Linked DNA regions of Homo sapiens: region 2 is linked to region 1. A link is a contact called in ENCODE Hi-C or POLR2A ChIA-PET data. All regions are on one chromosome and are shown on one strand. Each heading gives the region's core, a stretch centred on a gene start or an enhancer-like site at or near the end of the contact. The rest is flanking DNA. Distances are from core to core; before and after follow the strand shown. Region 1 overlaps PM20D2 (peptidase M20 domain containing 2). Region 2 holds the start of SRSF12 (serine and arginine rich splicing factor 12).

Evidence for each region. Hi-C counts contacts between places; a loop is a spot of excess contacts on that map. ChIA-PET counts read pairs that join two places held with the same protein, here RNA polymerase II (POLR2A). Pooled maps may share reads with other maps.
Region 2: a map of sigmoid colon shows a loop between it and region 1 (2.1-fold over the local background). The contact joins the promoter of SRSF12 here to the enhancer-like site in region 1. A Hi-C loop is called at or near these places in 1 of 168 maps with a recorded cell type or tissue (sigmoid colon) and 5 of 50 pooled maps. POLR2A ChIA-PET finds 5 or more read pairs at or near these places in 8 of 52 experiments (CD8-positive, alpha-beta memory T cell, GM12878, H1 and 5 more).

Annotation. Positions count from the first base shown.
Region 1 is chr6:89,160,044-89,164,092 of GRCh38, forward strand. It overlaps PM20D2 (peptidase M20 domain containing 2), which reads left to right. Exons shown (of 7, transcript NM_001010853.3): 6 at 1,740-1,847; 7 at 2,066-4,049. The coding sequence ends at 2,220. Among named protein-coding and RNA genes, the nearest start is that of PM20D2, 16 kb to the left of the region's middle. Within about 2 kb of position 2,073, at least 8 of the 41 ENCODE cell types and tissues checked have a DNase peak (open chromatin) inside an H3K27ac peak, as active enhancers do.
Region 2 is chr6:89,116,552-89,120,774 of GRCh38, forward strand. It overlaps SRSF12 (serine and arginine rich splicing factor 12), which reads right to left and starts at 1,520. Exons shown (of 5, transcript NM_080743.5): 1 at 1,272-1,520. The coding sequence starts at 1,336. It also overlaps a transcript of PM20D2 not described here. RefSeq lists a silencer at 1,104-1,373.

The DNA.
Region 1 (4,049 bases), core at 823-3,322:
CAACAGGTTTTTTTTTGTCCATCCTTTTTTGTTTTGTTTTGTTTTTACACTCAGACTCTTTAGACTCTTTAAACACTGGAGAGGCTTTTTCCATCCTGTTCACTGATGTCCCATTACTGTGCATCCTCAGTGTGTGGAGCCGTTTCTGGCACAGTTAAGTGCTTAGTGAATATTTTCTGAAGCAGTACTTCTATAGAGGCTACTATGCCTCAAAGTCTGGCCTCAGTCTGCATTTACCACATAACTAGCAGCTGTGAGACTATCGGCATGTTATTTAATACCCATAAGCCTTGGTTTCTTCATGTTTAAAATGGAAACTGTTCTAAATATTAATGAGAATACATACAAAGCACTTAGGATTGTGTTTGGAACGTAGTATTCCAGATAAATGTTAGCTACTCTTTGTCACATATTCCTTTATTCTCTTACCAATCACTGTGTAGTCTCACTTTGCCTGCATGGTGTTTGACATGTAATAAACATTCAGTAAATATCCATTGAGTGAACATAAGGCTTTGTTTTTACTGTGATTTATTCAACAAGTGCCTGTGTGTCAATCCTGTGAGAAGCTAGATGCACAGTCATTTCAAATACTATTTCTTGCCTCATACAGCCTCATAATTTAGTTTCTGACATAAGCATGAACCAAATCATCCAATACATGGAAAATTAAAAAGTACTGTAAAGGAGAGTAATACATCTCTGTGAGAGCTTATGCTAGAGGAATTTCACTTTATGGGAAGGTGAAGTAAGTAAGGCTTTGCTGAGGAAATGATGCTTAAGATGGAATTTGAAGGTTAAGTAAGAGTTACAGAGATGATGCAGGGATAGCATGTGCAAGGGTCCTGTGACAGGGAGAGCATGGTGAGTGTCTAGAGCGGCTAGGGCATCGAGAGTAGTGGGAACATGGTATGAGATCAGGTTGGAAAGGTGAATGAAGATTGAAAAAAAAAAGACGGCAAATAGAGTAGATGCTGCTAGACCAATTAGGAAACTTCTAGTTCAGGCAAGAGATAATGATAGCATAGGCTGAGGACAGGTGTTGGTGATGGTGATGCAAAGAGCGTTAGGATTCTGAGATATTTGGCAGGTACTGTTGATAGGTGGAGTGGAGGTAGAAGAGAAAGATCATGAGTTTGACTTTAGATATGTTAAGTTTGATCTACCTTGAAGACATCCAAGAGAAGATACCAGGCTGGCAACTGGATGTATGAGCATGGAACTTAGCAGAGACTGGGAAGAGATTTGAGTTGGTGGTGATTTGAAGCAATACATACGGACAAAATCTTGAGAAAGAATATGCAGTAAGAAGAGAAAGGGGCCTGGAATGGAGTCTCCCGTAACTATTATTTCATCGTCAGGTAGAGGGGGCTCTATCCCCAAGAGAGACAGAAGAAGGGGCCATCAGAGAGGCAGAAGGGAAGCCATGCAAGTGCTGTGTCACAGAAGAGAAGAAAGGGAGTAGGTGGCAGTGTGGAGTGCTGGCCAAGAGGGCCAGTAAAAGCCGTGAGACAAGGTGAGGGCAGGTTTGCAGTGACCTTCATGAGAGATGTGACTGATACAGGGGAGTGGGTGGCAGACTCAGTGGAAGGTGAGCCCATGAAAGCATGAGCATACGGACAACTCTCCAAGAAGCTCACTTCTCTGCGTCTCTTCTAACAGGGACTGTGACTTCATAACTCCAGAATACTTAACCACATATACTTAAATAGACTTTTCTTAACTTTGTGTGTTCCAAGGATCTACGGATTTTGGAAATGTTAGTTTTGTGGTTCCTGGAATTCATCCATATTTTCACATTGGATCTAATGCCTTGAATCATACTGAACAGTACACTGAAGCTGCTGGTAAGTGTTGTTGGATGTGACTGTTTTGGCACACACACTCTTCTTCTGGTAGTAGCTGCCTTTCTGTTTAACCTACTATTTCACTACATAACATCACCTCAGTAAATACTGCACTGTGGTGGGCAGTTGGAGAGCCAGTTGAGATACGGGTAGCTAACCTGTGAAATTAAATACAGCTTAAATAAGTAAGGAGGTATTTTATTTTCTCTACCTTTTAGGGTCACAGGAAGCTCAGTTCTACACTCTGCGGACGGCCAAAGCTCTGGCAATGACGGCACTGGATGTTATTTTTAAACCAGAGTTACTGGAAGGAATCAGAGAGGACTTTAAACTGAAACTTCAAGAAGAACAGTTTGTAAATGCAGTAGAATAAAAGACTTAGGGGCCACTTATAAATCAAGAAGACGTGATGATTTTTTTCTTTTAATCTCTTTTAATGAAGGCATGCTTGTTTTTTAATCTTAAAGGAGTAAAATTCTTTTTACCTGATAAGTGAGGACAGGGTGTGGAGAAAACATATTAATTACCTCATATCTAAAGTGAAAATTTTTGCAAATCCGTACTTGATAGGATTATGATATTACAGGAGCTGGTATGTGATGCCATTCTTTCTTTTTTTTTACCCCGCAACCACTCACCTTCACAGTAGTGATACCATTTCTTAACCTGGAGGATACATGGCATCATTTTTATAAAATATGTTAGTAAACCTTTTTGTAAGCCTTAAATGTTATGTGTATTTTTAAAAGCTTAAGAGATTTCAAACCTTATATTCAGAATTGACACCCATGAGAGTGTTTTGTGGTATAGGGTGGTAAACTTGTTCTCTAATCGTATATTAATTCCTCTACCAGATTGTATATTTGAAGCCAGTGTCTTTCCTTTTTTTGTTTTAAGATAGAGCCTCGCTCTGTTGCCCAGGCTGAAGTGTAGTGGCACAATCTCGGCTCACTGCAACCTCTGCCTCCCAGGTTCAAGTGATTCTCCTGCCTCAGCCTACCAAGTAGCTGGGATTACAGGTGTGTGGCACCATGCCCAGCTAATTTTTGTATTTTTAGTAGAGACGGCATTTCACCATGTTGGCCAGGCTGGTCTCGAACTCCTGACCTCAGGTGATGCACCTGCCTCGGCCTCCTAAAGTGCTGGGATTACAGGCATGAGCCACCGCACCCGGCCTGCCAGTGTCTTTTTAATACACATGTGTGTTGGTATTTTTAAATTGTTACAGTATCTAGCATATTGCTTACTCTGAATATTCAGTACTTTTTGAATAAGCAAATATTGCTTCCTTGCTTGGAATCATCAGAGTTTAAAGTAGCTTCGTGGATGGACCATGATCCTAAGATGAGTTTTAATTTTGTGTTTACAGTCATCTCTTGTACAACGTGGAGAAGAAAAGATATACTTACTACTTTGCTTCAGGTACACATAAGAAAACCTCTTTTTTAAAAAAATTTTTATTTTTTTACATAATAGAGACAGGGGCTCGCTGTAGCTTCCAGGCTGGCCTCAAACTCCTGGGCTCAAGCAATCCTCCTGTCTTGGCCTCCCAAAGTGTTGGGATTTCAGGTATGAGACACCACACCTGCCCATTTTTGTTTGGTTTTTTAATGGGCAGGTTCTTGCTCTCCCAGGCTGGAGTGCAGTGGTGTAATCACAGCTCACTGCAGTCTCGAACTCCTGGACTCAAGCAGTCCTCCCACCTCAGCCTCCTAAAGCACTGGGATTACAGGCTTGAGGCACTGCACCTGGCCCTGACCATTTTTTAAAAAGGTTAGGCTTAGTGCAAAGTTTAAAATTATATGATTCTTAAAATACTGAATTAGTTTCTAAACTAAACTAGAGGTATAGGTGGACCTGCTTGAGGTATCTTTGTTTTTATGGAACATTTTTATTACATGCCTTTATAATTTTTCATTGTTCACACCCTGTACTGAAACCTTTTTCTCAAATACCAACTCTTGGCTATGTTAAATTTGTAGACTTTAAAAGATGTTATCTAAATTAATGGTTTAAATATACAAATTGAAAATATTTTCTTTTTAGTGGCAATTTTAAAAGCAGGCCTTAATATGGGACCTGCTTTTAAAGTAAAATATGTGGTACTATGAATTACTAAATTGCTATATACCATGTAATAGTGAGTATAGCTAATATTTAGTATGCCTTTTAAAAATTTTGGACTGCTTTTCGGTTTTAACA
Region 2 (4,223 bases), core at 270-2,769, 44 kb before region 1:
ATCACTTGAGGTCAGGAGTTGGAGATCAGCCTGGCCAACATAATGAAACCTCATCTCTACTAAAAATATAAAAATTAGCCGGGTGTGGTGGCACACGCCTGTAATCCCATCTACTTTGGATGCTGAGGCAGGAGAATCGCTTGAACCCGGGAGGCAGAGGTTGCAGCCAACCAAGATCGGGCCATTGTACTCCAGCCTGGGGGACAAGAGCGAGACTTTGTCTAAAAAAAAAAAAAAAACTAAAAAATAAAAAATACTTAACGTTTATTTACTCCTCAAAGGTAAATTATAATACTCATCTCAGATGACTATGGAGTCAAGAGCTCCATGTATCTATACCTCTCTGGCCCCAGGTAAATCATTAAAACTCTTAGTTTCCGCTCTCCCTTATGTACAATAAAACAGTACTGCATAGGTAGAAAGGCTGGGGGGAAGTAAATGAAGCCCAGTGAAATGAGAATGTCTATTAACACCGTTCCCTCTCCCCCCGCCCCCAATTTCTTCAGCTCCATTAAGGAAGGAAGTGCTATATGAAAAAGTCATTCCTTAGTATCTGTGTTCAGACACTCTGTAGACAAAATTCTCAACGGAGGGGTGGGGCATCAGAATCAACCAGGTGAGCCTATACTCACGCCCTTAAAAAGGGTGTTAATACTGGACTCAGAACTTTAAAGAAAAACGCACTGATCTCATTCATTGAAGTTATTTTTTGTATGCAGAATAAAATTGTGTGAATAAAATGCAAGCAGCACCGTCTGTAAGTAGACCAGAACTGGGGGAAAGAAACTGTAAGGCCCGAGTACGCATTATGGTACAAAACGTTCTCACCAGCCCCAATTCCTCTCCATCTAGGAGGGTTGGATGCGCGCGATTTTATCGGGGCACGGCGACAAAGGAGCTGAAACGCGGGCACTCGCTGGAGCGCAAACCCTCCCGACTCCCGGCGGGGAGCGACCTGAGCTCGGGAGAGGGGCGCCCCGTGTCCCACGGCCCGCCGGCTGCGGTGCTGAACCGCGGAAAGCGACGCGGGCCCGGGACACGATGTGCGCGGCGCCGGGGCTGAAAGCTGGCCGGGAGGGCGGAGGCGCGAGTTCCGCCCTGGGCCGCGGAGTAGTCCGAGGGCTCACACCTCCCCAAGTGGCGCAGCCTGGGCCCGCGGGGAGGCTCCGCGCAGCTCCCCCGAGCCTCCGCCGGGCCTCGGCCGTGCTCCGCGGCGCGGCTGTTACCCCGCCCCTCCTCCGCGCCCCCAACCTGCAGCCGCGGCCGTTCACCTGGTGGCGTCCGCGACGTTCCTGATGAACAGGGAGGTGTTGGGGGGCCTCGTGTAGCGAGACATGACCGCTTCCTCCGTTCCCTCCGGGTCTGCCCGCGGCCGCTGGACTCGCTCCGTCTCCCGCTACCGCTGCTACCACCACAGGAGCTCCGCCGGCCCCCGGCGCGACCCCCACCCCTCGGCCTCAGCCCCGCCAGCGCGCAGCCGCAGAGGCCGGCGCAGAGGGGGCGCAGCGCGGCGCCAGCCTGGACGCACGGGCCGGGGGCGGGGGCGGCGCCGGCGCGGCCCAGGGGCCGCGGGAATTCCGAAGACAGGAGCGCGGCCGTTCCCAGGCCCTATGGGATCCGGGTATGGGGGGTCCTGGAGTGCGACGGGATTTGGGGAGGGGGCGGCGAGGGCCAGTGTATGTCAGGAGGGCGGAGGCCAAGAGGGGGCTTGAGGCCGCGGCGGGGACGCCGGGGGTTAGAGGACCCAGAGGTGGTGGCGGGGCTGCGGCTGGGCGGAGGTGGGGTCAGTGAGAGCCGCTTTCAACCGCGCCCCCGCTCAGCCTCCGCGGCCCTCAGCGCATCGTCCTGAGCGCAGGACCTTGGCAGTTGGTAGGCCTCCTGCCCCTCTGGTCTTGAGCCTTCGGCTTTCCAACTGTGAGGTCTCGGTTTTGTTCGGATTTGTTTTTTTAATAGAGACGGGGTCTCGCTGTGTTGCCCAGGTGGTCTCAAACTCCTGGGCTCAAGCCTCTCCCGCCTCGGCCTTCCAAAGTGCTGGGATTACAGGTGTGAGCCACCGCGCCTGGCCTGTTGGATTTTTAAGTATTATATGATTCTTCATCCTTTATTCACTTGGGGCATAACACTCAGCTGTGAGTACATTCATTCAGATGTTTATTGAGCGTCTACTATGCGCCAGGCACTTAGCGTGGGATATAGCAATGAACAAACAGGCCAAGCCCCGCCCTCTGAGCTTACATTCTAGAGGGGGGACAAACGAATGTACAAATGAATACATGATGTAGAAGACAACAGTTTAAATGCAGGGACAGTTAAGCAAAATTTAAATTACCCTCTCCCTATTCCCCCAAAATGTTGTAGCCCATCCCCTTCTAGTTAGACTCGTCTTCGCCTTGCTCCTGTGGCCGGCAGGCACAGCCTGTTATTCAGGGCTGGGAGTGTAACCAGGCAACTCCTAAGTGTGAAGAGTGCCCCTTTTCGCTCGCAGAAGTGGTAGGCTTTGAAGAATACATGTCGTGGTCACCCTTCTAGCTCACAGCCCTCCCAGAGGCTGTGGAGGTTCCTGGGTCTGCAGCTGTACTGGAACGGTGGCTATTCTTTCATTCAGAAGGGATTGCTCTGGCACTGCAGGCACAGGGCTAGACTGGCACCGTGCCTATTCCCCTAGAGCTTAGAATTTGGTAGGGAGGCAGAATCTAACAATCACACTGGTAAAGATACAAACTATAATACAGGGCTATGAAAAGAACTATATGCTGCTGAGAGCAGGCATTGTGGGATGGTGAGCAAGGCTAGAGGGTCACTTATGTTCCCTGAACAAGTCTTGAAGAGATGGGTAAAGAATGGAGAAGAGTAATTAGTGCAGTGGAACAGCACGTGCAAAGGCTTTGAGGCAATATAGTAAATGAGGCAAAACAGGAGCATGAGGCTGGAGAAGAGTTGGAAAATGAGGCTGGAGAGCAGGCTGGATTCATAATACAAAAGCTTAGAATGCTTACCATGTGTTAGTTGGCTAGGGCTGCCATGACAAAGCACCACAGATTTGGTGGCCCGAAACAACAGAAATTTATTCTCTTGTAGTTCAGAGGCCAGAAGTCTGAAATCCAGGTGTCCGCAGGGCCATCATCTATCTGAAGGCACTCTAGGGGAATCCTCTGTTTCTTCCAGTCTTTGGTGGCCCCACACATGTTTTGGCTGTGGATACATAGATCCAGTCTCCACTTCTGTCTTCACATGGCCTCCTGTCTTTCTCTCTCTCTTTCTCTGTCTCTCTCTCTTTTTATTTTAGATGGAGTCTATGTTGCCTAGGCTGATTTCAAACTCTTAGGCTCAAGTGATCCTCCTGCCTTGGCCTCCCAAAGTTGAGATTACAGGTGTGAGCCACTGTATTAGTCCGTTTTCACACTGCTGATAAAGACATACCCAAGACTGGGGAGGCCTCACAATCATGGTGTAGGGCAAAAGGCACATCTTACATGGTGGCAGACAGAGAATGAGAGCCAAGCGAAAGGGGTTTCCCCTTATAAAACCATCAGATCTCGTGAGACTTATTCACTACCAGGAGAACAGTATGGGGAACTGCCCCCATGATTCAGTTATCTCCCTCTAGGTCCCTCCCACAATACGTGGGAATTATGGGAGCTAACAATTCAAGATGAAATTTGGGTGGGGACAGAGCCAAATGATATCAGCCATCTATCCTATCCAGTTCTATCTCTTATAAGGACATTTGTCGTTGGATTTAGGGCCCACTTGGTTAATTCAGAATGATCTCATCTTGAAATCCTCACTTACATCTGCAAAGATTCTTTTTCCAGATAAGGATACATACCTGGAGATAGGACTTGGACATGTATTTTTGGGGGCCGCCATTCAAACCACTACATTGACTTTGCAAATAAAAAACTTGACCAAAGAAAAGAAACTTGACCTGGTGGGTAGTCACAATTACTCATCCCTGACATACTGTTAAGTGGAGAAAAATCAATTCATGAGACATGTAAACGATTAACCTATTTAGTTAAAAATATATTGGCCAGGCGTGGTGACTCATGCCTGTATCCTGGTGCTGTGGGAGGCCAAGTTGGGAAGATTGCTCCAAGCTAGAAGTTCGTGACCAGCTGGGCAACATAAGAGAATCTCCCCATCTCTACAGAAAATTAAAAAAAAAAAAATTAGCCAACCATGGTGGCACATGCTTGTAGTCCTAGCTGCTCAGGTGGCTG